Linked DNA regions of Homo sapiens: region 1 is linked to region 2. The links are chromatin loops, found by intact Hi-C in ENCODE. Cell type or tissue: heart right ventricle. All regions are shown on one strand. Links, peaks and the distances in the headings refer to the core of each region. The heading gives the core; the rest is flanking DNA. Region 1 overlaps RABGAP1L (RAB GTPase activating protein 1 like). Region 2 overlaps RABGAP1L (RAB GTPase activating protein 1 like).

Evidence for each region. A loop is a pair of places that touch in the nucleus more often than their neighbours do. Peaks named below come from ENCODE experiments on the same cell type or tissue, not always from the same donor. Only the 100,000 strongest peaks of a DNase experiment are listed, where the experiment ranks them.
Region 1: it touches region 2 in a loop (2.1-fold over the local background); 2 of 110 quality-filtered maps call a loop at or near these places.

What each region holds. Positions count from the first base shown.
Region 1 is chr1:174,459,435-174,471,921 of GRCh38, reverse strand. All of the region lies in intron 13 of RABGAP1L (RAB GTPase activating protein 1 like), which reads right to left. Among named protein-coding and RNA genes, the nearest start is that of GPR52, 18 kb to the right of the region's middle. In heart right ventricle, for the core only: no CTCF peak of the experiment used is centred there; no DNase peak of the experiment used is centred there.
Region 2 is chr1:174,512,655-174,525,141 of GRCh38, reverse strand. All of the region lies in intron 13 of RABGAP1L (RAB GTPase activating protein 1 like), which reads right to left. Among named protein-coding and RNA genes, the nearest start is that of GPR52, 71 kb to the right of the region's middle. In heart right ventricle, for the core only: no CTCF peak of the experiment used is centred there; a DNase peak (open chromatin) is centred at 5,111; H3K27ac peaks cover 1,713 bases.

The DNA of each region.
Region 1 (12,487 bases), core at 2,409-10,408, 54 kb after region 2:
AATTAGGGCCCCACACTTATGACCCCATCTAACCTTTATCACCTCCTCACAGACCCTGTTTTCAAATATAGTCATATTGGGGATTATGGGTTCAATATATGAACGCCAGGAGAGGGGGACACACATGCATTCAGTCCATAACAGTCTCCTATCTGGTCTGACTCCTGAAATAAATTCTGCACGCTGCAGCCAGATTAAGTAAGATTCCTAAGAGAATGCAATCATTATGAGTTTCTACTGTTTCAAAATCCACCAAGGAGGGGCCTCCAACACCTATAGTATATAGAACAACTACTTCAGAGCCAATAGCTAACACCTGAATGTGGTTTGCTTGAAGGTGAAAAAATTAGAGCTATTTGTGACAGTATTTAGCTCCGATTTGGATATGTTCAATTCCTTTGAAAAAGATTTCCTAATATTAAATTCTGATAAATACTGACTTTTCTAAGATTTTGCTTAATGTGGCAAAATTTCTAATATATGAAGAGACTATTACCTTCCTAAATAAATTACTAACAGGTATACTGGGTATTCAAAAGCAAGTTGAACAGTTTTACTTTCCCTGTTGAAGGGGATGAACATTGTCTTAATACCATCATTGTATCACCAGCCTGAGTCACATCATAGGCTTGAATTAGAAAGAAATATTAATTCTTCAAAACAACTAATATACCACCAATGCAATAATCACATTCGATCAAAAGGGAGGTTCAATAAGAAGATGGGTAAGTAATAAGTATGACTGAACTCAAACACAAAAACATACACGAATATAGAAATAGAAATCATAGTAAATCCTTCCCAAAGAAGTCCATGCAAAGTAGCTGAACTGCCCTTGTATTGAAACATAATCAATATCAGTAAATCAAAGTGTGTTTTTTTTTCCTAAATACCTGCTATGTATAAGCCACCATGCTAGTTAGTTACCCCAGGGGATACAAAAAAGCTTAATATGTAATGTCAGTACTCTTAATTCTTGACTGAGAAAATGAAACAAACACAGAGGCAAAATCCAACTTCTGAGGCTAGTTAATTTGGCTAGGGCAAAATGCCAGGCAAGTCATGGATTTAATTTATGTAAAAATTAATTGGTATGGTCTGTTCTCTAACTAAACACTGTATTTTAGTTTTTATTTTGATTTTTTTTTTCCAGTCAGACAAAGTCTTGCTCTGTCCACCCAGGCTGGAGTGCAATGCCGCCATCTTGGCTCACTGTAACCTCCATCTCCCAGGTTCAAGCTATTCTCCTGCCTCAGCCTCCCAAGTAGCTGGGACTACAGGCATCCACCACTACATCCAGCTAATTTTTGTACTTTTAGTAGAGACGGGGTTTCACCATGTTGGCCAGGCTGGTCTCGAACTCCTGACCTCAGGTGATCCACCTGTCTCAGCTTTCCAAAGTGCTAGGATTACAGGCCTGAGCCACTATGCCAGGCCAAAACACTGCATTTTAGAATGCCCCTGAATTCAAGGAAGGCCAGAGATTACAACATGGATGCATGAATAAAAACTCATCATTACTTCTGGAAATTTAATTCAGTATCATCACCTTTGTATACAAAAGGTAGCATTACCACTTCTCTGATACAAACAAATTTACATAGAATGTACATATGTAAAATTACATTTTTTCTAAACTGGCTTTTGAGGGGCTAGAAAGTAAGAGTTCCTGATTTAAACCCTGAAATTCAAAATCAGTTTATAGCTAATGATAGAGAAGTGAGAAAAAGATGGATCAATACATGGAATGATATCTATTCTGCGAGATGGGGAGATGCATTTGGAACCCTGCAAAATGCAGTAGTAGCCCTGTGCAAGTGGTAAAATAATTCAAGATGGGTCATGGCTGTAGAGAGGATTTGATCATATGGTCAAGATCTCATATACAAGGAATTTTTAGGCTGAAATTCTCATAGTACCAGAGAAAGCTCTGCTCTTGTAGACCTGAAAAAAGTAGAACTTTTTTTTTTTCCTCCAGTCAGCTCAGCTCTACAGTGCCTAGTTCCCCACGAGGCTTTAAAGGGTAAAGCATTTTTGGCAGTGACAATCCCCAGTGAAGGCAGCTGAGACATTTCCTGGGATGTTGTCAGGAACTGGAACTGAGTGCCATTTTGTCTGCTTTCAATATTGGTCTAGTGAGCAATTTTGATGTTCTTGTTTTGTTCCAGTCCAACAGCTTTTGGAAATAATGCACCTTTGGTTGTAATTCAAACTGACACAATCAGTGTCTTAAGACTGACTACTCTGGAACTTAAATGGGCAGAGAGCTTATAGTGAGGGATTTTTTTCTGTAGAGCTTCCAGGATGGAACCCCTCCTAAGGGCAAAGACACTTCCAGGAAAGTTTCATACTATGATTCTCAAACTTCTGATTGCAGAGAAATCATCTGCAGAGCTTGTCACAAATTCAGAGACTCACATTGTAGATATTCTGATTTAGGAGGACTAAGGTAGTTGCTGAAAATCTGTAATTTTAATAAGCATTACCAGTGAATCTGATGTAAACTGTCCACGTTTATACTTCTGAGAAATGTTGGATTAGTGGCTTAAAGGATTAATTAACATCAGAGAAAATACCTGATTTACTAGAAAGTAGTGGCCTTGTTATCAGAAAGATACAGACAATAATATGAAACTTTCTGATATTTGATAACCAAAATAATTTCCCTTGTCAGCAATATATTCATATACAATTATATATAAGCACAAAGATTTAAACTTATTACCTGGGACTACAAATCAAAGCAACACTTACCTAACCCTTAGCAATTGATAAGACAAAATACAGTAACAGCTGCACTTTTCTATTAATAGATAAAAAGACATGAACATAAATACACATAAGCATATACTTAACACAAATATAAACGTTCTGTTCTTAACTTTTGTATAAAACATTTTGCTAATGGCATCTAGAAATTCAGAGCAGGAAAAACATAAACCCCCAGAAATATTCAAGCAAAACTCTGAAATGATTAGCAGTGTAATCTACTCAAAAGCAAAAATATTCCCCTCATTTTTAGTATAACACTTATCTGCAAAGCCAACACAGTCTGCCCCCAAATATTTACTGAACATCTACCACGTATGGCATCCTGCACTAGGTGGTAGAAACACAGTGGGGAAAGTGACAAAGTCCCTGCCCCATGGAACTTACTGTTCTAAGCAGAAGAAACTGGAATGATTTTACAGAGAGAGAGAGAGAGAAAGAGGTAGATATAGATGTAGTGTCTATGATTTCTTCTCTGGGTTTAAACTTTTTTATCTTTAGGGATATAATGCTCAATATTAGTTTAAGAAATTAACTACTATTTGAAATTCACTGTTTCATACTACACAAAAATATCTGCCCACGCTGTCATATGGAAAGTGTTTAATTTTACTTATCAATAACATTTAAATTTGAAGTGCATAATAACTATAATTTATACTACAACACCAGCACAATCACAAAACCAAGGTAGAATGTGAATCCATTATTGAACAATGATCAGGATGAATTATTATAATAAAGCAGAATTACTTAATATGAAATCAGCCTATGTGTATACACGTCTTGCAAGCAAAACTCTCTTCTAGTATTTCAGTATAAGCCATAACAATCCCTCTATTATAAATTAGAGTACTAGGGCATCACTTACATGTGGAAGAATTCTGAAATCTCTATTTGTTTATCCTAATGGTTACACACAAATGTTTGTGTAACCATTAGACTATACAATATAAAAGAAACTGTTAAAATACAGTGGTATAAAGAAGTAAATAAGGTAAATAAATAAGTAAACAAAAGCAATAATTTATCTTAAGTCTCAAAATATTACAGATACAGCAATAATAAAATTAATTCTTTATAATATAATCCCATATATAATTGCTATGTGACCAGAAAACAAAACTTATAATCAAGAAGGTTTCTTTCAACCCTAAGATTTCACGATTTTATAATATTTCTAAAATGCTAACGTTTTCCTATTGAGGGAAATTTGCCAAGTTTACTCATGGATCCTCATCAATTCTCTGACTCTAGAAATATCTTCTATAGCAAAAAAGCCTTTATTAGCTTCTCTTTATATAGTTTCAGTTTAATATACATGTCAGTATAACGTTAACTGCCAAATAGTAGGGGAGGTAGCATATATTAGGTAGAAAGGATATGGTTTTGGTGTCAGACAAAGCTGGATTCAAATTCTATAGATTCCGCCACTTAGTAGAAGTGTGATAACCAAGATACTTAAATACTGATGCTCAATTTTCTCACCTATGAAAAGGAGTTGCTAAAAGGATTAAACATATTATATAACATGAATATATATTTACAGTACTTGTCATACAGTAGCTCTGTTATTTAGTATTTATTAGTGGTTACTTTTACATTTATTTAGTAGAAACGTTATTTCTCTTCCCTGGTATAGATAATTTTACTCTTTGTCTAACAAAGACCTGAGAATCATGGCTAAGTGAAATACCCAGGCAATTCTCAACTTTATTTTCAGCCTCTCATACCCATGTCTTTTTTTTTTTTAACTAGGCTCAAACAAAGAAATATCAAAGTAGCTACTAGAAGATCTGGTAGTATTATTAATCTTTGAGAAACTGTAGACCCCTGAAAAGATGATAAATGACTACAGAGAAGACAAATTTTAAGCTTTCAATAAGAACATATGGATTTCAGAGATGGTAACATTGATGCTTCATCTAGTAAAATTCTAGACAGATGGCATATAAGATGTAAAAAATAAAGATGTTTTTACTGTGTCCATCCCTAAGAATAAATGGCAGAAAACTAGCTGTGTATATATTTGTGTGTGTGCACATGCATTTAAAGGGTTTTTAGATCTGGAAAGCCCAAAATAGACTATATTTAATTTCTGTGGGCCAGGAACAACAATGACTACAGCTGCTACTGCTAACATTTATTGGACTTTTCTATATGCCAGACATTGTGAGGGATGATTTATATATCATTATTTCACATATCCCTATAAAGCCAATACAATTATTAGGAAACCAACGGTCAGAGGGGTTAGGTAACATGCCCAGTATTACACAGGTAACAAGTGATGAATAAAAAATTTCAGTTTGACTCTAGAGGGCAGGCTAAACCATTATGCTTCACTCTCTCTTTTTTCGGGGGCGGGGATAAAGTCTCGCTCTCTCGCCCAGACTAGAGTGCAGTGGCGTGATCTTGGCTCATTGTAGCCTCCGCCTTCCAGATTAAAGCAATTCTCCTACCTCAGCCTCCTGAGTAGCTGGGATTACAAGGGTGTGCCACCACGCCTGGCTAGTTTTTGTATTTTTAGTAGAGACAGGGTTTCACCATGTTGCCCAGGCTGGTCTCAAACTCCTGACCTCAAGTGATCCACCCGCCTCAGCCTCCCAAAGTGCTGGGATTACAGGCGTGAGCCACCATGCCCAGCCTATGCTTCACTGTCTTTAGCAAACATTTTATAAAATATTTGAAACAAAAGGGGAAAAAATGGGAACTAGATATTAACAGGTTCAGGTACAGTTTGAGGTAGACCTATGGCCTTACTCAAAATGTGCTAATTAAATAAAGAAAAATCAATTTAGAAGAAAGCTTTTTACTAAGTTTTGCCTAGGTACTCTTCTGTATACATCATTTTTGCTAACTTTAAAGACAACAAGGAACATAAGCTTTCTAAATCTATTAAAAACATTAGAAAAAGATCACATTAAAGTAGAAGGAAGTGCTGAGTAAGTAAGGAATAACTGCAAAGCCCTGCAACTATGTTCAATAAACTGATTTTCCAAGTTCCAAACAGGTGAGATCTAGACCTAAATAAGTTCACTACAAAGCTAAGGTGACCTGTTGTTGGAACAGCTGATTACATGTGGAGCTGCACTAAGGGAAGCACATTGTCCAAATATGGCAACTACTCATCCCACTGTAAGAAGAGCACACTGAGCAAGAGAATACTGCGGCTAACGATAACTGCAAAAGGTCTAAATTTTTGTGTCTCCTTCTTTAATAGTTCCCTCACTGATGTAGTTCAGACAGCTTCATCTCCCACATAACTAAGAAGCTCCATACTTCCCTATGTACACAGAGGACATTAGCAGATCAGAAGTCTTTCACCATAAGATCATATGTTAAAAGTGCCAAGTCCATGCATGTTGTTGTGGTGGAAGGCAACCAAAATGATGAGATATTTGTAAACCAAAGTTCATGGAGAAGCTGCCTCCCATCTCTATCACTTCTCCATCCTGATGTCCTGTTCTATTCTTTTCATGGCATTAATCATAATCTGAAATTATCTTATTTTTTTTTACTTGCTGGCATCTTAATATAGAATACTTTTTATCTCTATTTGGATGTAAGCTCTATGAGAAAAGAGTTTATCATTCCTGTTCACCAGATTCCAAATACCTAAACAATGACTTGCACACAAAAGACGCTCAATAGGCCGGGCATGGTGGCTCATGCCTGTAATCCCAGCACTTTGGGAGGCCGAAGTGGGTGGATCGCCTGAGGTCAGCAGTTCGAAACCAGCCTGGCCAATGTGGTGAAACCCAGAGCCTACTAAAAGTACAAAAATTAGCCGGGCATGGTGGCACACACCAGTAGTCCCAGCTACTCTGGAGGCTGAGGCAGGAGAATTGCTCAAACCCGGGAGGCGGAGGTCACAGTGAGCTGAGATCACACCATTGCACTCCAGCCTGGGTGACAGAGCGAGACTCCGCCTCAAAAAAAATGCTCAATAAATATTCGCTGAATGAATGAATTAGCAATGTGTTAAAGAAATAAAGATGTTTAATCTGAGAAGAGAAGGCAGATATAACAGTAGTTTTCATGTGCCAGAAAAGCTACATCATAAAGGGAGACTTATTTCTGTGTTTCCACAGAGATATGACATGGGATCAAATGGTGGACATTTGATCCTATGTCAATAGGATCAATAGGAAGATTTTGGGGCTCATTAATTAGGAAGTATTTTCTAAGTCACAGAACTTTATAATAATTGAAGAGACTACCTTGCTAGTTATGAAAGGAATTTTAGCCATGGTAGGAGGCTGTATCCATAAGTTATCAGTTAACCTAAAGTTCCTATCATTCAAAGCACATAGAGAATATAATAAAACTATACATAAAGATTCAAAAAAAGAAGGTAATCTTTCTATGGAAGAAGCAAAAAAAAAAGTGATCTGGTTACCCAGAGAAAGAATCTTAAAAGACAGTGAAGAATGAAGTGTATAAACTGGATTCTAAATGAAAGAGTGATTAAGGTAGAAGAAAAAAAATCCAGGTAGTCTTTTTTTCAATTAACATTTATTAAACAGACAGGGCTATAAAGTGGAAATATAAGAAGGCAGTGGTACTAATGACATTAACAAAACAACAACAAAAAAAGAGATGAGCAGTGTAAGGAATAAGAAATGGTAATAATGATTTTCCTTTGAAATTGTTCAGGTTTCAATTTTTATGAAAACCCCAGAATAAGAAGGCTCATTGAAGGCAGCATAGTATATGCTCCTGGAGAAAAGGTACAAGGCCAGATTTGAAGAGTTCTATTTTGGAATACTTGGCAAAAGGATGATAGTTTAATTCCTGAGAGTAGATGGGCTTTCTGTGAAAGTAGTTAAAGAGAACAATTAATTAAGGATGGGGAAAGCATCACAAATTATAACTTTGTAAGGATTACTTTGAAAAGTCATCCATTCATTCATTTGTCCTTGGGCAGAACTGCAATAAACCCCAAAGGTTTACTATCTTTCATTTCACAAATCTCCACTAAAAGGCATTCTTGAAAATCTCTCTGCAAGATATGTCCCAAATGCTAAAGGTATCTGTATTAAAATATTTCCATATTTTAAGTGTAGTTATGGAACACAAATGGTAACATTTCTCATAGTAAATGCTATCAAATAATCATATATTAAATTATACTTTGGTTCCTAAATGGGTAAACAGAAAGCCTTTAAAAAATTTGTAATCCAATATGTAGTATAAGCTTAGAAAATAAATTATTCTCATCTGAAAAATCCAAATATCTGGATTATATCAAATTAGATGTTATAAAATAAGCACTTACAGTATATAAGTGTTCCCTTTTCTCTGCAACCTCACCAACATCTGTTATTATTATTATTTTTTTTACTTTTTAGTAATAGCCACTCTGACTGGTGTGAGATGGTATCTCATTGTGGTTTTGATTTGCACTTCTCTAATGCTAAGTGATGTTGAGTTATTTTTTTCATATCTTTGTTGGCCACACATATGTCTTCTTTTTTATTTTATTATTATTATACTTTAAGTTTTAGGGTACATGTGCACAATGTACAGGTTAGTTACATATGTATACATGTGCCATGTTGGTGTGCTGCACCCATTAACTCGTCATTTAGCATTAGGTATATCTCCTAATGCTATCCCTTCCCCCTCCCCCACCCCACAACAGTCCCCAGAGTGTGATGTTCCCCTTCCTGTGTCCATGTGATCTCATTGTTCGATTCCCACCTATGAGTGAGAACATGCGGTGTTTGGTTTTTTGTTTTTGCGATAGTTTACTGAGAATGATGATTTCCAATTTCATCCATGTCCCTATAAAGGACATGAACTCATCATTTTTTATGGCTGCATAGTATTCCATGGTGTATATGTGCCACATTTTCTTAATCCAGTCTATCATTGTTGGACATTTGGGTTAGTTCCAAGTCTTTGCTATTGTGAATAGTGCCGCAATAAACATACGTGTGCACGTGTCTTTATAGCAGCATGATTTATAGTCCTTTGGGTATATACCCAGTAATGGGATGGCTGGGTCAAATGGTATTTCTAGTTCTAGATCCCTGAGGAATCGCCACACTGACTTCCACAATGGTTGAACTAGTTTACAGTCCCACCAACAGTGTAAAAGTGTTCCTGTTTCTCCATATCCTCTCCAGCACCTATTGTTTCCTGACTTTTTAATGATTGCCATTCTAACTGGTGTGAGATGGTATCTCATTGTGGTTTTGATTTGCATTTCTCTGATGGCCAGTGATGGTGAGTATTTTTTCATGTGTTTTTTGGCTGCACAAATGTCTTCTTTTGAGAATTTTTGAGAAGCATCTGTTCCTGTTCTCAGATGTAGGTAGAGGCCATTATCCTAAGCAAATTAACTCAGGAGCAGAAAACCAAACATCACATGTTTTCACTTATAAGAGAGAGCTAAACATTGGTACATGTGAATATAAAGATTGGAACAACAGACACTGGGGACCACTAGAGGAAGGAGGGAAGGGGATGAGGGTTGAAAAACTACCTATTGGGTACTATGCTCACTACCTCGGTGATGAGATCATTCCTACCCCAAAGCTCAGTGTCTTGAAATTTCCCCAAGTAATAAACTTGCACATATAGCCCCTGAACCTACAATAAAAGTTGAAAAAAAATGTATATCACATTTGCAGAAGTCAAAAGTTTAATGACTGTATTAGAAATGGAACAAAGGTTTCAGAAATGCTGGAAAAACTGAGCCAACTCTAACAAGATGAAGTTGAAGGGAGATAACAATGTAAAATTTGTTTAAAAAAACCATTGTACATATATGGAGAAGGAATATAAATTAAGCAGGTGTAAAACAGATGTATAGATTTATTGAAAACAAACTTGATATATTAAAGGATAAACTATAACTACCAAAATATGTAATTTATTTCTGGCCTGAATAAATAGCAGAATAGTTTATAAACCAAGGGAAAATGATAGTCTCGCTCTCATCTGTTACTAGTCATATCACACACGTAACATTTTATTCAGCCCTGAGCACCATTAAAAGAAGTATTATTAGAGCATAGTCAGGGAAAAGTTGGTGATGAGCTTCAAAACCATATTTTACAAGAATGGTTCAAGACCAAGAGAAGCCTGGACAGAAACAATGCTTTTACTAAGGTATACAGAAGGTTCTTGGGTAAAACAAAAATTCTCATTCTTCCTATATAATCACAATGGGAATAAGCCAAAAATATATTCATTTCAGCTGAATATAAATAAACATTATGGAAAAAACCTGAGCTACCCCAAAGTGTATTCACCCCCCTTTAAGACGCATATTCAAAAAGAGCCTATAAGTCCACTGAATGTCAATTTTGGAAGGAAAAATTCAATTAAAGTGGGAAGCTATATTAAATGATAGGTATATTAAATCATCGTTCAACTCTCCTAAAATATTCTTTTCCACAGCTTCCCCAGTTGGTAACAGCAAGGCACTGGGGAAAATAATCTTGAAGTAATCTTCAGTCCAACCATACCCTCAAGTGAGCTGGAGGTGAAAGAACTACTGGAAGAGACCCAAGAACTACTGTTAACTCTGACAATTAAATTCAATTCGGCTCAAGAAATAGATGACTTACTATACAGAGAGCACTCTGTACTTGGCTCAACAAATAATTGAGTAGCCACTATATACAAAGCACTCTGAGGAACCAGAGAGATGTAAAAGACATAAAGAAGAGAAACAGTACAGACCTGCAAGCATGCTTGCTTGTTAGACAATCACACCAGGTGTGACTTTTCTAACGTAAAAGCTGATTTGCTTACCACAGCTCTACCACTATGGATACTATTCCCATGGTTCTGCAGGTTAGGGAAATCCTAAGTATCAATACCAGGCCTGGGGTCAGTGCTTAACTACTGAAATCTTGATGTTCACAAACTCTTCAAGGACACAGGCCTCAAAATTTTCTGCTTAGGAACATATCCTCCCCTACCTTGAAAGGCCAGTAGAGATTATCACTGCAACAAAGGCAGAAGAATACAATAGAAAAAAATTTCGAAACCTTTCTCAAACGCAATATCTAGGTGGCTGTGTGGCACACACAAGATACAATGAAACAGACAATGCTGAAGATAGCAGTAATAATGGGAGAACAGCACTGACAGAATTCAGTGTTCTTAAACAACAAAGCAGCAGTAGCACAGAGTAAATTGTGAGATAACAATAGTGAGAAGATTATCTGAGCTTAAAGACTTCTGAAATAAAGAATTTGAGACAATTTGGTTTAAATGAGGCTCAGCAGATCCATCCTAATTCATCCATCCATCCATCCATCCATCTGCCTACCTACCCACCTACCTACCTATCTATCTATCTGTTTTAGTGTAGGGAAGAAAAAAAATTGCAAAGAACTAAACAAATTCCCTATAGGGGCTAGGAAGAAATAAGTAAAAAATCAAATTCCTTTAATTTATTTATTAATGTAGAATTGATGCTAGCAAGTTTGCAATGAATCATCATAGTTTGATACATTATTAGTGTGAAGATAAACTGGATCACTCCTTTGGGAAACCAATTTGGCAATATACATAAATAATCTTAAAATACCTTCACACTGTTTGCTTCAGTATTTCTTCCTTAAAAATTGTAAGAAAATAATACTAAATGTGGAAAAGCCTTATTTATAAAAATGTTCATAAACAATATGCAATAATATGGAAAAATGTTTAAGTTATAAATACCCATATTTAAAAATCCTTTAGAAAAAGCCCTAATCCATAGGGGGGAAATGGAAGAAAAGAAAACCAAAATCAACAGTCATTATCATCACACCTAATTATATTTGGGTAGAGAACTATGCGTAATTTAGTCTCTTTTTTATCATTTTAAACATTTCCTAAATTTCCTTTATGAGCAACTATTTCTTTGACAATTAAAAATAAAAATAACTAAATGAATGAGGAGGAAAAAAAGGAAGTTAATTATGTGAAAGGGATGAGAATTAGAAACATTTGAGATAAGTTAATAATGATTTGCTATAACTCATCCTTTTACAACATTGTCAGAAATTAAAAGGTGCCAATTATGGAAGGGCAAGCTGGTGGGTATATAAAAACGTGGAAACAATATACCTTGTCACTCAAATTATCTCTATAAGAAATCCCTGAGGTCTTTTCTTAAGACCCTTCAGTCCGTTGACTGGTCTGAAAAAGGCAGAAGGACCTAATGATTCTCTGAAATCTTTCTCTCAAAATCAAACTAATGGAAACCTGACCATTTACAATCTTTTAATACACAATTTTACATAAAATTTTTCTATTCATTTGTTTGGGAAAACATACAATAAACATTATTAAGGTATTCACTCTGACTATATGGGTTCTAATGATGGCTCTACTATCTCAGTGACTTTAAACAGTACTGAAAGCATAAAAGCATATACAGTCAGTCCTCCATATTCATAGGGTTCACATCCATCGATTCAACCAACCACTGCTTGAAAATATTCAGGGGAAAAAAATGGATGGTCGCATCTGTGTTCAACACATACAGACTTGTACATGTACTTGAAATGTATTTGTACATTTCTTGTCACTATTCCCTAAACAATACAACTAATTATATTGCATTTACATTGTATTAGATATTGTAAGTAACTCAGAGATAATTTAAAGTATATGGAAGGGTGTGTGTAGGTTATTGTATGTGATTATATAAAAGGGACTTAAGCATCTGTGGATTTTGGTATCCTTGGGGCATCCCGGAACCAAT
Region 2 (12,487 bases), core at 2,046-10,045:
GGAACCAAAAAAGAGCCAGGATGGCCAAAGCAATCCTGAGCAAAAAGAACAAAGCTGGAGGTAGCACACTACCTGACATCACATTATATTACAAGACCATAGTAACCAAAACAGCATGGGAATAGCACAACAACAGACAAAAAGACGAATGGAACAAAATAGAAAAGACAGAAATAAATCCACCTATTTACAACTAACTGATTTTTGACAAAGGCACCAAGAACATATGCTGGGAAAAGGACACACTCTTCAATAAATGGTGCTGGGAAAATCGGATATCCATATGCCAAAGAATGAAACTGGACCATTATCTCTCATCACATACAAAAATCAATTCAAGATGGGTTAAAGACTTAAAAGTAAGACCCAAAACTATGAAACTAATAGAAGACAACATAGTGAAATTACTTCAGAACACTGGTCCAGGCAAAGATTTTACAGCTAAGACCTTAAAAGCACAAAAAACTAAAACAAAAATAAACAAGGGGACTATATTAAACTAATAAGCTTCTGCACAGCAAAGGAAATAATCAACATAGTGAAGAGACAACTTGTTGAACAGGAGAAAATATCTGCAAACTATTCATTCAACAAGGGATTAATATTCAGAATATCCAAGGAACTCAAGAATGAAAAAACAAATATCCCATTAAAAAGTGGGCAAATGACACAAATAGACAATTCTCAACAGAAGACATACAAATGACGAACAGGTATATAAAAAAATGTTCAACATCACTAATCATTAGGGAAATGCAAATCGAAACCAGAAAGAGTTCTCATCTTACCCCAGGTAGAATGGCTATTATTAAAAAAACAAAAGATAACAGATGCTGCCAAAGATCTGGAGAAAAGGAAACTCTTATACGCTGTTGGTAGGAATATAAATCAGTACAACCACTATGGAAAACGGTATAGAGATTTCTTAAAAAAACAACAACAACAACAACAACAACAATAGAACTACCATATGATTCAGCAATCCAACTACTGGTTATCTGTCCAAAGGAAAAGAAGTCAGTATATCAAAGGGATACCTGTACTTGCATGTTATCACAGAACTGTTCATAGTAGCTAAGATATGGAATCAACCTAACTGTCCATTGACAGATGAATGGATAAAGAAAATGTTGTACATATATACAATGGAAGACTACTCAGCCATAAAAGGAAGTCAATCTTGTCATTGCAGCAATGTGATTGTAACAGGAGGTCATTATGGTATGTGAAATAACCCAGGTAGAGAAAGATAAATACCATATGTTCTCACTCATATGTGAAAGCTACAAAACTTGATCTCACACAAATTGAGAATAGAATGAGGTACCAGGGGCAGGGAAGAGCGTGATGGTGGGAGGTGGAAATGAAGAGAGGTCAATGAATGGGTACAAACCTACAGCTAGATAGAAGAAATAAGTTCTAACACTAGATATTAGACTACACTGACTATAGTTAACAACAGTATTATCATATATTTCAAAACCACTAGAAGAGGGGACTTAAAATGTTACCAAAACATAGAAATGATAAATTGTCAAGGTGATGATACCCTAAATATCCTGACTTGATCATTACACATTTTATGCATGTAAAAATACTTACATGTACCCCATAAATACATAACATATTATGAATCAATAAAAGAAATGTTTAAAAATCTTCATTTTGTTTCATTTTCTATCATCTCCCCAGATATTAATTTTAGTTTAGCTTCTTTTTATGTTTGTTTTTTTCCCTCTTCCCTGCATAGTCTTATTCAAGTTGTTTTTATTTTTTTGTTTTGGTCTCTAAAAAAAAGTCAAATGCTGTCTTCCAATGCCTAATGATATTTGGCTGTATGCTCATATTTAAGAATAGGGCTAAGTGGAAGCTAAGTGGAAGGCCAGTAGAACGGACAGGGCTTGTTGACAGTTGTGTTCATTGAAGGATGATGTGACTGAGCTATATCCCTGGGGAACTCCCAGGGAATTTGTAAGTCTTTCTTTCTTGGACTTCTTAAATTTGGCATAGAAAACTCTTCTGGTCTCTTGCCTTGATTATATATACTTGATTACCAATATGCTGAGGGCTAACAGAAGACTGAAGTCTCAACACTCAACAGGCAAAAATTCCATGTACTATCTCTGATTCAATCTACTATTCACCAGCTAATATCGTCTGGATGTGTATCCTGGCCCAAATCTCATGTTGAAAAGTAATCCTCAGTGTTGGAGGTGAGGCTTAGGTGGGAGGTGATGGAATCATGGGAGCAGATTTCTCATGAATGATTTAGCACCATCCTCTTCATGCTATCCTCACAATAGTGAGTTCTCATAAGATCTGATCCTTTAAAAATGTATGGCATTTCCCACCTCTCTCTCTTGTTCCTGCTCTGGCCATGTGACATGCTTGCTCCCCTTTCACCTCAGCCATGATTGTAGGTTTCCTGAGGCTTCCCCAGAAGCTAAGCAGATGCCAGCATCATGCTTCCTGTTCAGCCTGCAGAACTGTAAGCCAATTAAAGCTCTTTTCTTTATAAATTACACAGCCTCAGGTATTTTTCTTCTCTTTTCTTTTTTCTTTTTTTTCCCTTCCCTCGTCTCCCTCCCCTCACCTCCTTCCCCCTCTTCTTTTTTCTTTTCTTTTCTAGACAAGGTCTCAACCTCCCGGGCTCAAGTGAATTTCCCAGCTAAGCTTTCCTGAGTATCTGGGACTACAGGCACATGCCACCATGCCCAGCTAAGTTTTTGTAGAGATGGGGTTTCGCCATATAGCCTAGGCTAGTCTCGAACACCTGAGCTCACATGATCACCTGCCTAGGCTTCCCAAAGTGTTAGGATTACAGGTTTGAGTCACTGTGTCTGGACTCAAGTATTTCTTTATAGCAATGCAAGAATGGCCTTATACACCTGCCCTCTGCCTTCTGCTGTTCTGCAATATCCACAGTCCTGGCAACTATATTTTACCCTCTACAGAATATATGCCTTTAGTCTTCTGCCAAGTAGGAGAGGCTTTACTGTATGACGGCCTAGCTGTATGAGGAGGATGGGATCTTGAAAACCAACTACTACTTTTTTTTTTTTTGAGACAGAGTCTCGCTCTGTTGTCCAAGCTGTAGTGCAGTGGCACCATCTCAGCTAACTGCAACCTCCGCCTCCTGGGTTCAAGGGATTCTCCTGCTTCAGCCTCCTGAGTAGCTGAGATTACAGGTGCGCACCACCACATCTGGCTAATTTTTGTATTTTTAGTAGAGATGGGGTTTCACTATGTTGGTCAGGCTGGTCTCGAACTTCTGACCTCCTGATCCGCCCGCCTCAACCTCCCAAAGTACTGGGATTACATGTGTGAGCCACCGCACCCAGCCACCACTTTAACTCCTACTTCCAAAAGGCCCTAGTGTTTCCAATTTCTGAGTTGTATAAGATGCTGATATATACATCAGATTTTTGTCAGTTTTCCCCACTACAAACTTATAATTGAGATTCCTCAGGTCTAAATTAGTTAGCACTCATCCACCTGCCTTCCAGCTTCCAAATTTTATTACTTATCTCCACGCTAATTTTCTTTGCCCTTGCAATTTTATTTATTTAAAAACTTCTTTACTTTTGGAGGGTCATTGGGAAAGACCTAAGCTATCTGCATATCTTTGTATCTAACCAGAAGTCCTTTTTGCTTTTTTGCTATATTTTGAAAAGGAACATAAAATTCATGAAGCAAAAAATCTGATTCTAAATTTAGATTGTAGCTGTACCTTTCCAAAACTAGTTTTCTATAAGCTTCTTCTATCAAAGTATAAGCCATTGAAAAAATGAAAATTTCCAATCAACTAATCATTTCATTTAAATAAAATCAATAAACTCACATGACAGATTTTACCATGATTTAAAATGAACAGATGCTTTGCAATAATTTAGAATATTACTAAATAATCTGCTACATTCCAATACATCCAATCAAAATATTTTTCTTTAATTACTATGATTGAATCAAATTAATTTCTTTAGCCTATAATTAAGGTTTTTATTTTCTGTGGAATATAAATTTTATTAGCCACTATCATAACTCACTGCTATATTTCAGATTACATGAACCACCTGGGTTCTTCAATACGGTGTTTTAGTTATCACCACAATATGTTCTTGAAACTAAAACACTGTTTTTTTGCAACAGAGTCTCGCTATGTCGCCACGCTGGAGTGCAGTGGTGCAATCTCAGCTCACGGCAAACTGCGCCTCCTGGGTTCAAGCGATTCTCCTGCCTCAGCCTCCCAAGTAGCTGGGACTATAGGCATGCACCACCATGCCCAGCTAATTTTTATATTTTTAGTAGAGACGGGGTTTCACCATGTTGGCCAGCCTGGTCTCAATCTCCTGACCTCATGATCTCCCTGCCTCAGCCTCCCAAAGTGCTGGGATTACAGACCTGAGCCTCCATGCCCAGCCGAGACTAAAACACTTTTTAAATCAGATGTCTAGAGGATAAGAAAGCTAGATTATTCACACGCCATTTTAATTTTGAACACAATGTTTATCTCAACATACTAATTGATATTCTAAAATATTTACTGGAGTTTCAAACAATGAATTTTTTAAAACAATATAAAGAATCAAATGTGAAGTAGAGTTATGTTGTGCTGTTTCTATAGCAGTCAAGAAATGATTAGTGAGAAAGTAAAAACAATTCAGTTTATATATTTGATGTTGTTAAATAGTTTTTATCATAAGCCTATTTTGATCTTAATAATTAAAATTCACTCTGCATCAGTTGCTATGGCAGCACAACTTCACTGAACAATGAATTCCTCAAGTTCTGCTGTGAAGTCACTGCTGGCCTGAAGTCTTTACTTTGAGACTAGAGAGTTAAATATATAATTTTCTAGTTCATAAATATCTAGTCAATACTTGGAATTGCTTTGCAATCTATAGCAAGAGTTTTGCTCTCAGAGTCCTGAGGACTGAGGCTTTTTATTTGGCTTTCATTTCCTATCCCTTTAATAAATGAAAACATTCTTGATAAGAACCATTTCGGCAGGGCTCACCTCAGGCAGATTGGCTACAACTATAAATAGTAAAATCTGCCATCTGCCTTTCTATTCTTGTGCTGAATGCAGTGCTGGCATTGTGTTCATACTTCGCTGGTGCCAGGCCTGATGCTGTATAGCCAGCAGCAACAAAAAATAATAGTGCAAGACAGAGATAATGAAATGAAGAACAGAAATGGTACTACTATAATTAACTGCTGTTTTGATATTCACCACAGTAAAGAATACACAATGGGGCTGAGAGACTAAAGCCACATTTTTGCCTTAGCCTCTTTAATGGGTTTGAAATCAAACTGTTGTTAAAGGCCAGTGATTTTTACATCACTGATAATTAATTAAAATGTAAAGAACCTACGCACAGTTAGCAATGTATGTTTGTCATGTTAGCAAGAGACTCAATAGATGTACCATGTATTCTTTATTCTAATAGCATTTAATGAGGCATCTCTTTTTATAATCATGGATATTTTCCTGTTCTATTTTAGAAAGATAAATGTTATGGTTAATAATGAGTGTGAACATGACTGGATTGAAGGATGCAAAGTATTGATCCTGGGTGTGTCTGTGAGGGTGTTGCCAAAGGAGATTAACATTGGAGTCAGTGGGCTGGGGAAGGCAGACCCACCCTTAATCTGGTGGGCACAATCTAAGCAGCTGCCAGCGAATATAAAGCAGGCAGAAAAACATAAAACGGTGAGACTGGCCTAGCCGCCCAGCCTACATCTTTCTCCCATGCTGGATGCTTCCTGCCCTCAAACATCGGACTCCAAGTTCTTCTGTTTTTAGACTTGGACTGACTCTCCTTGCTCCTCAAGCTTGCAGACAGCCTGTTGTGGGAACTTGTGATCATGTAAGTTAATAAACTCATATACATAAATATATATATATGTGTGTGTGTGTGTATATATATATGTATGTGTGTGTATATATATATATTTACACATGGGAGTTTATACAAAAATACAAACAAAAAGTATATACATATATATTATATATAACGTGTGTGTGTGTGTATGTGTGTGTGTGTGTGTATATATATATTAGTTCTGTCTTTCTAGGGAACCCTGCCTAATGCAATCAGCTTTCCATAATACTTCCATAAACAGCAATGATGAAAAAATTATACTGAACCATTTCCCATGCTCTTAGTTCTGAAACCTCAAGCAAATTTTAATTTCATACACAGCTCCCATCATTCCTGTTGGGAACTTTGAAATCCTCAGCTACTGTAAAATACAAACTTTTTCTGGTCTTGCTGTTATATACATCTGACCAGTTTTAAATAGAGAGTGACTGTCAAGGCAATCATTTGTACGCCGGAAGTGAAGAAGGCTACTGCCATAATGCATATTCCTCTAACAGCAATTACTGAAGCCATTAGCTTATTTATACAACTAGCAGCCAACTTCCAGAAGGCACCATTCATTCCTGAAGGAAGTGCCATTCATATAGAACACAATGTGAACAGCATCTCCTTGAACTGTACAACATGGCTGTACTAAATGTATATTTAACACCCAAGAGGAGATGAACACAGAATATAATCTACCCTCCAATCCATAGGTTCTGCATCTGCAAATTCAATCAACCAGTGATTGAAAATATTCAGGAAAAAAATAACAATACAGCAATAAAAATACAAACAAAAATACACTTAATAGCTATTTAAATAGCATTTACAATGTATTAGGTATTATAGGCAATCTGGAGATAATTTAAAGTATACAGGAGGATGTGTGTAGATTACATGTTAATACTACACCATTTAATATAAGAGACTTGAGCATCCTGGAGGTTGGCGTCTGTGGGCGTCCTGAAACCAATCCCCCCTAGATACTGAGGGAGGCTTTATACGGATAGTTCAATCCTGTGACTGTCAAACCTGGTCACATATCAGAAACACCTGGGCAGTAATTTAAACATACTCTTGCCTGGACCTTGTCCCAGACAACTTAAATCAGAATCTCAGATGACCAGAATCTCAGGTCCTGGCATTGTTTTCTGGTTTTCATTTTTTAATGCGCATTTTTGTTTGCTTTTAACTTCCCTTAGGCGATTTTAATGTACGACCATGGTTGAAAACCACTGATATAATGATATCAATTCTGATTAAGTCTTTCAAGACAAAGACAAATGATTTAACCTTCTGTATCCATTGACACCAGAAAATATTTTTCCTAAAACTCTTAACTAGCTTTAAAAACATTAAAAAGAAACTTAGTAATATGCTTAACTGCCAAATGTTAACAAGCATATATAAAGAACGATGTCACTGAAAATATAAAGAACTATGTCAATGCAAAATAACAACCAAAACAATATCAACTGTGTAAAGGTATAAAATAATAAGAAGGAATTTCAATGTGATACATTAAAGACAAACATTCTTCAGGAGTGGAACACATTGCTTAGTGAAAGAAACAGATGTACTGAGTAGAATGGGGTACATCTGGAAGAGTCTACTATAATCAAATAGCATTTACATTCAATAGCTATAGTTGATTTTTTTACCTCATAATAAGGAAGGGAGAAGTTTAACAGGTACTTCTACAGTGTATTTCTACAGAATCTACTTCTATGGATACAGGCATTTTTTAAACTTCCCTTTCTAGAAATTATATCAATAGCCCCCCTAGAACTGCAGTGATATAATTTGTTCACTCCAGATCTATAATGTTTTATCACTGGTCTAGTCACTTTCCAGGAGAGAATCTCTAGCTCTCTTAAAGATGGAGTCTTTTAACAAAAAATTTTCAGGGATATAAAAATATTGCAAAAGGTATGTTTCTCTCAAATTATGTCCTCAAAATGATTTAACCAAATCCTTTTAAATTTCTCCCTACAAAACATATGAAATAAATACTTCCCATGAATGTATAACTCATCAATGTAATAAAAACACTTTTAATAACATATGGTTAAGTTACATTGCATCCCCATAATATCTCATTCATGCTAATAATCTTATATCTTAGTGAAATATTATTCACGTCTGTATCTGAGCTTTTCCCCTTAGTGAAATTTTAGGGACTTTATAACAAGTTTCTCTTTGGAATAATTGATGAGCTCCACATTTTAAAATAATTGTGTGCTAACACTTGAATACAGGACTATATTAACAACATACGTTTCAAAGCATCAATAATTTATTTTATTTATTTATTTATTTATTTATTTATTTATTTATTTATTTTTGAGACAGAGTCTCGCTCTGTCACCCAGGCTGGAGTACAGTGGCACGATCTCAACTCACTGCAACCTCTGCCTCCTGGGTTCAAGCGATTCTCCTGCCTCAGCCTCCCAACATCAATAATTTCTTAAAAATCACCGTTCAAATTCTTGGGTTCAACTCTCAGCTCTGCCACTTAACTAGGAATAGTTATTAAACCTTGCTAAGCCCTAATTATAACACACTTGTTTTGAGGATTAAATGTGAAAATGCATACAGTATGTATCACAGTGCTTGGCACACAGTGTGTACTCAGTAAATATTATCTACTGTAATTATCTATTGAGTCTTGATAAACTCTAAATTTGGCCTTTATATTCAAGTAATAGTCATTGATTCAAGGATGTTCTTCAAATTAATATTGAAAAAGACAGGGCCAGACATGGTGGCTCACACCTGTAATACCAGCACATTGGGAGGCCAAGGAGAGAGGATCACTTGAAGCCATGAGTTCAAGACCAGCCTAGACAACATAGGAAGACCCCCATCTCTACAAAAAATTCAAAAATTAGTCGCATTTTTGTATTTTTTGGTGAGAATTGTAGTAAAGGGATAACTCTGGAAATTACATGTATAGATGTATTTGGCATATGCCTATAGTCCCAGCTACTCAGGAAGCTGAGGGAGGAGGATCACTTGAGCCCAGGAGGTCGAGGCCGCAGTGAGCTGTGATTGTGCCACTCTGCACTCTAGTCTGGGTGACAGAGCGAGACCCTATCTCAAAGCGTGTGTGTGTGTGTGTGTGTGTGTGTGTGTGTGTGTGTGTGTGTGTAGAGCTTCAGTTTTCATCCCTTGACTTTCATAATAATCTATATTGTTAATAAAAGTTCTTAAGTTTATTTTGCAGTTGAATATTTGCAAGTGATTTTCCAGGAACTATCATTATTACTGTTTTTTACACACTTCTATTAGAAGCTTGGCTCCTATTTTGATTAACAAATAATTAGCCGGTACCTAAGAAATGTCTCCAAGTGATCTAAGTTACAAATATCATAGTAGGACCCAACTTAAGATAGAGTGCTCATTCTATCATTTTTATTTTAAAAATAAAAATAATTTCCAGAGTTATGCCTTTACCACCATTATCGGCAATAAGGCGGACTATTTCTATTTATAGTAACCCTTATCTACCAACTATGGGTCAGTAAATATGCAGAGAGCACTTCAATACCATATACCTAGTCATGGTGGGCTACTCCTGATTTTTAAAATACCATCACTGTTCTTAAGGAACTTGTAATTCAATGAAACACGTAAGTATGGTTGTAGCAATAACAAACATTTAGAAAGTAACTAACACAGGTAGGTGTATTAAGGTCTGTATGTGGAAACCAACCAATTTGCAAATGTAACAAATCAGTCTTCAAACTACAGTATAATACTTAAGATCTCCCAAAACTTGTTAGACTTATTACCTCAAACTGCAGATAAGCTAGAAAATCAACACTCCTGCCAAGTGGGAACAAGCCCTGTTTCTGAATAAATTATACTTCAGTGTGTGTGCATGCACAAACACAGGGACACACATTTTCAAAGCTGTAATAGCTCAAGTACTATCTAATTGATTTTAAGATTTTATCTAATTTTATTACAAGAGCAGATAATTTTACTTCCCAAAAGTGGTGGATATTTTGAATGAATGAGAGTTGTTCTTAATATTTGTCAATTTTCCTGATTATCTGTAATTATAGTAACTACTTCATAGGATACAAAATTTCAGTTGGAGTAAATTCAAGAGATCTGTTGTACAAAACCATGACTATAGTAAATAACAACGCATTGAAAATTGCTAAGAGAATTTTTTTAATTGGAAAAAATATACACTCTTCTTCAATTATTTGATACTGGAAAATAGTAACTTTTTCAGAAAAATGTTATATTAATATATAATGGGATGAATAATGTTATTTTAAATAAAGAACATTTTTAAAATTTCTTAGGTTTGACTTCTAATATGGAAAATGTCAAAAGACAAAACCTACAAAAACAAAAATTATCAGGGCCCTCAATAATTTTTAAGCATATAAAGCAGTTCTAAGACTAAAATGATTGAGAAGTACTGCAACAGACTGAATTAGATTCTCAGGGCCCAGCCTGCAAATTTGGATCCAATCAAAAACCCATCAGAAAGAATTGTGATTAAAAAGAGTGTGGTGCAATTGAATATGCTGTGTGAAAACAAAGAAGGAAAATCATCTTGATCTAGAAACCAAGGTTAGCTAAGAAAAAAGGACAAGCAAAAGCAAACATTTGCTGAGGGAAAACTCCACAGTGAAACTGAGGCTCCTGGGACTGTAATTTTGGCCTCAATGTTCTTATGCATCTACTTAGCAAATGGTAAATGGCAGTGCAACGTTTAAACAAGTACATATTTTTAATTCATGATAAAAATCAGCAAACTGTGTAAGTTATAACTTACAGCAGATTACCCTCCTCTATCTCATGGTCTTTAACTGATACATAACTCTTTCAGGTCAAGCTTCTTGAGGAACTAGTCTATGGCTGCTGTTCTACTTCCTTTCCATTTCTTGTCTCCTTAAAGTCTGGCTTCTATCCCACTTTCCTTACCTAAATTTTTAAAGGTGGAAAACGAATCCTACCAACACGAAGATCCCTCCCCAGTTTTTTTTTTTTTTTTTTTTTTTGGCTTAAAATATAACACATGCTTCATGATTTAAAAATCCAGTATCACAAAACAGCCCATGATTCCATTGTTGTCATGAGTCCTCTTTCCAGAAGCAACTTCTTATCTAATAGTAATAATTATTCCTAAATAGCCATATGCTTATATTGCTATTTCTTGATTTATTAATTTCAGATTTTGCCCTTAGGTTCCTGCTCTGATAGCTGAACCTTCATCTTTAAAAGAACAGCAGCATTCAGTGCTATCACTTTTCAGTCTTCATGATACTCTCCTCTTGACTTTCATGACACTGTGTCATCCCAAAGTAATCACGATTTTGTTAGTTTGGCTTTACAATTTCTCATATGGAGTGTGCTTCAAATTTATTGCCTCTTAGTTACAGATCTAACAAAGATGTTATTTGTACTATACATTTTAAAGAAATTTATCTAAATAAAACTATTTTTAGATGTTACTATAACATTAAGAGAAATTCCATATCAAAATAAGCTGTGAAAAATGTTAAGCTGGAAAAGCATTTGTTACATTAATCAAAACATGTCAGTAATATGGTATAGCTTATAATAATGATTTAGTCTAGAAAAGTGGCAAATGACAACAACTACTAGGCTCAAATTTTATTTATTTATTTTTGGGGGTATAATGTCTTGCTCTGTTGCCTAGGCTGTAGTGCAGTGGTGTGATCATGGCTCACTGCAGCCTCAACCTCTTGGGCTCAAGTGATCTTTCTACCTCAGCCTCTGGAGTAACTGGACTACAGGCATGTATCACCAAGCCTGGCTATTTTTTTTTATTTTAATTTTTGTAGAGACAGGGTGTCACTATGTTGCCCCAGCTGGTCTCAATCTCCTAGCCTCAAGCGTTCCTCCTGCCTCAGCAATTTTATTCTCCCAAAGTGCTAAAATTACAGGCGTGAGCTACTGCATCTGGCCTCAAAGTTTATTTTTTCAGGTAGTAAATAATCCATTAAGTGGCAGACATTATATTTCAAACCAAATACAAGTAAATAATACTTAAAATTATATTAATATTGAGTGATGCTATAGAATCAACATTTTAAAAGCACGGGAAAATATAAACGAAAGTACTTACTAGGTGCTATTTGTGCCTTTTATGAATGATTAAATTGGAATAAAAGCATCATTTGGCTATAATATTAACAACTGTCATAAAGTATTTCCTTCAGGCATATGTGGGACCCTCTAGCATAATGGTACTATAACAGAAACTTATTCTCAGGGAGAACTGCAGTTACCAGAGAGGCTTAATTTCATTGCATTACAGCACTATAGATGAAAAATGTAAGCAAGAGCTAGAAAATTTGTATGTATATCTCTTTATTTAAAACATATATTGAACAGCATATATAATTTTGTATGTGTACATGTGTAAATAATTATTCTTCTCTGAGAAGAATTACCTAGGCTAAAGCAATGTCTTCAGCATTTTGGGCTCCAGAAAAGTACACATTTAACATGCTTGTCATAGAGGCCTCCCCCAGTGCACCCAGTGAGGCATACAAATCCAGATAATGAAAATTCTGATTTACCTGGCTACACTATTCTGAATGTCTGACCTGTTACCCATGTGCAAA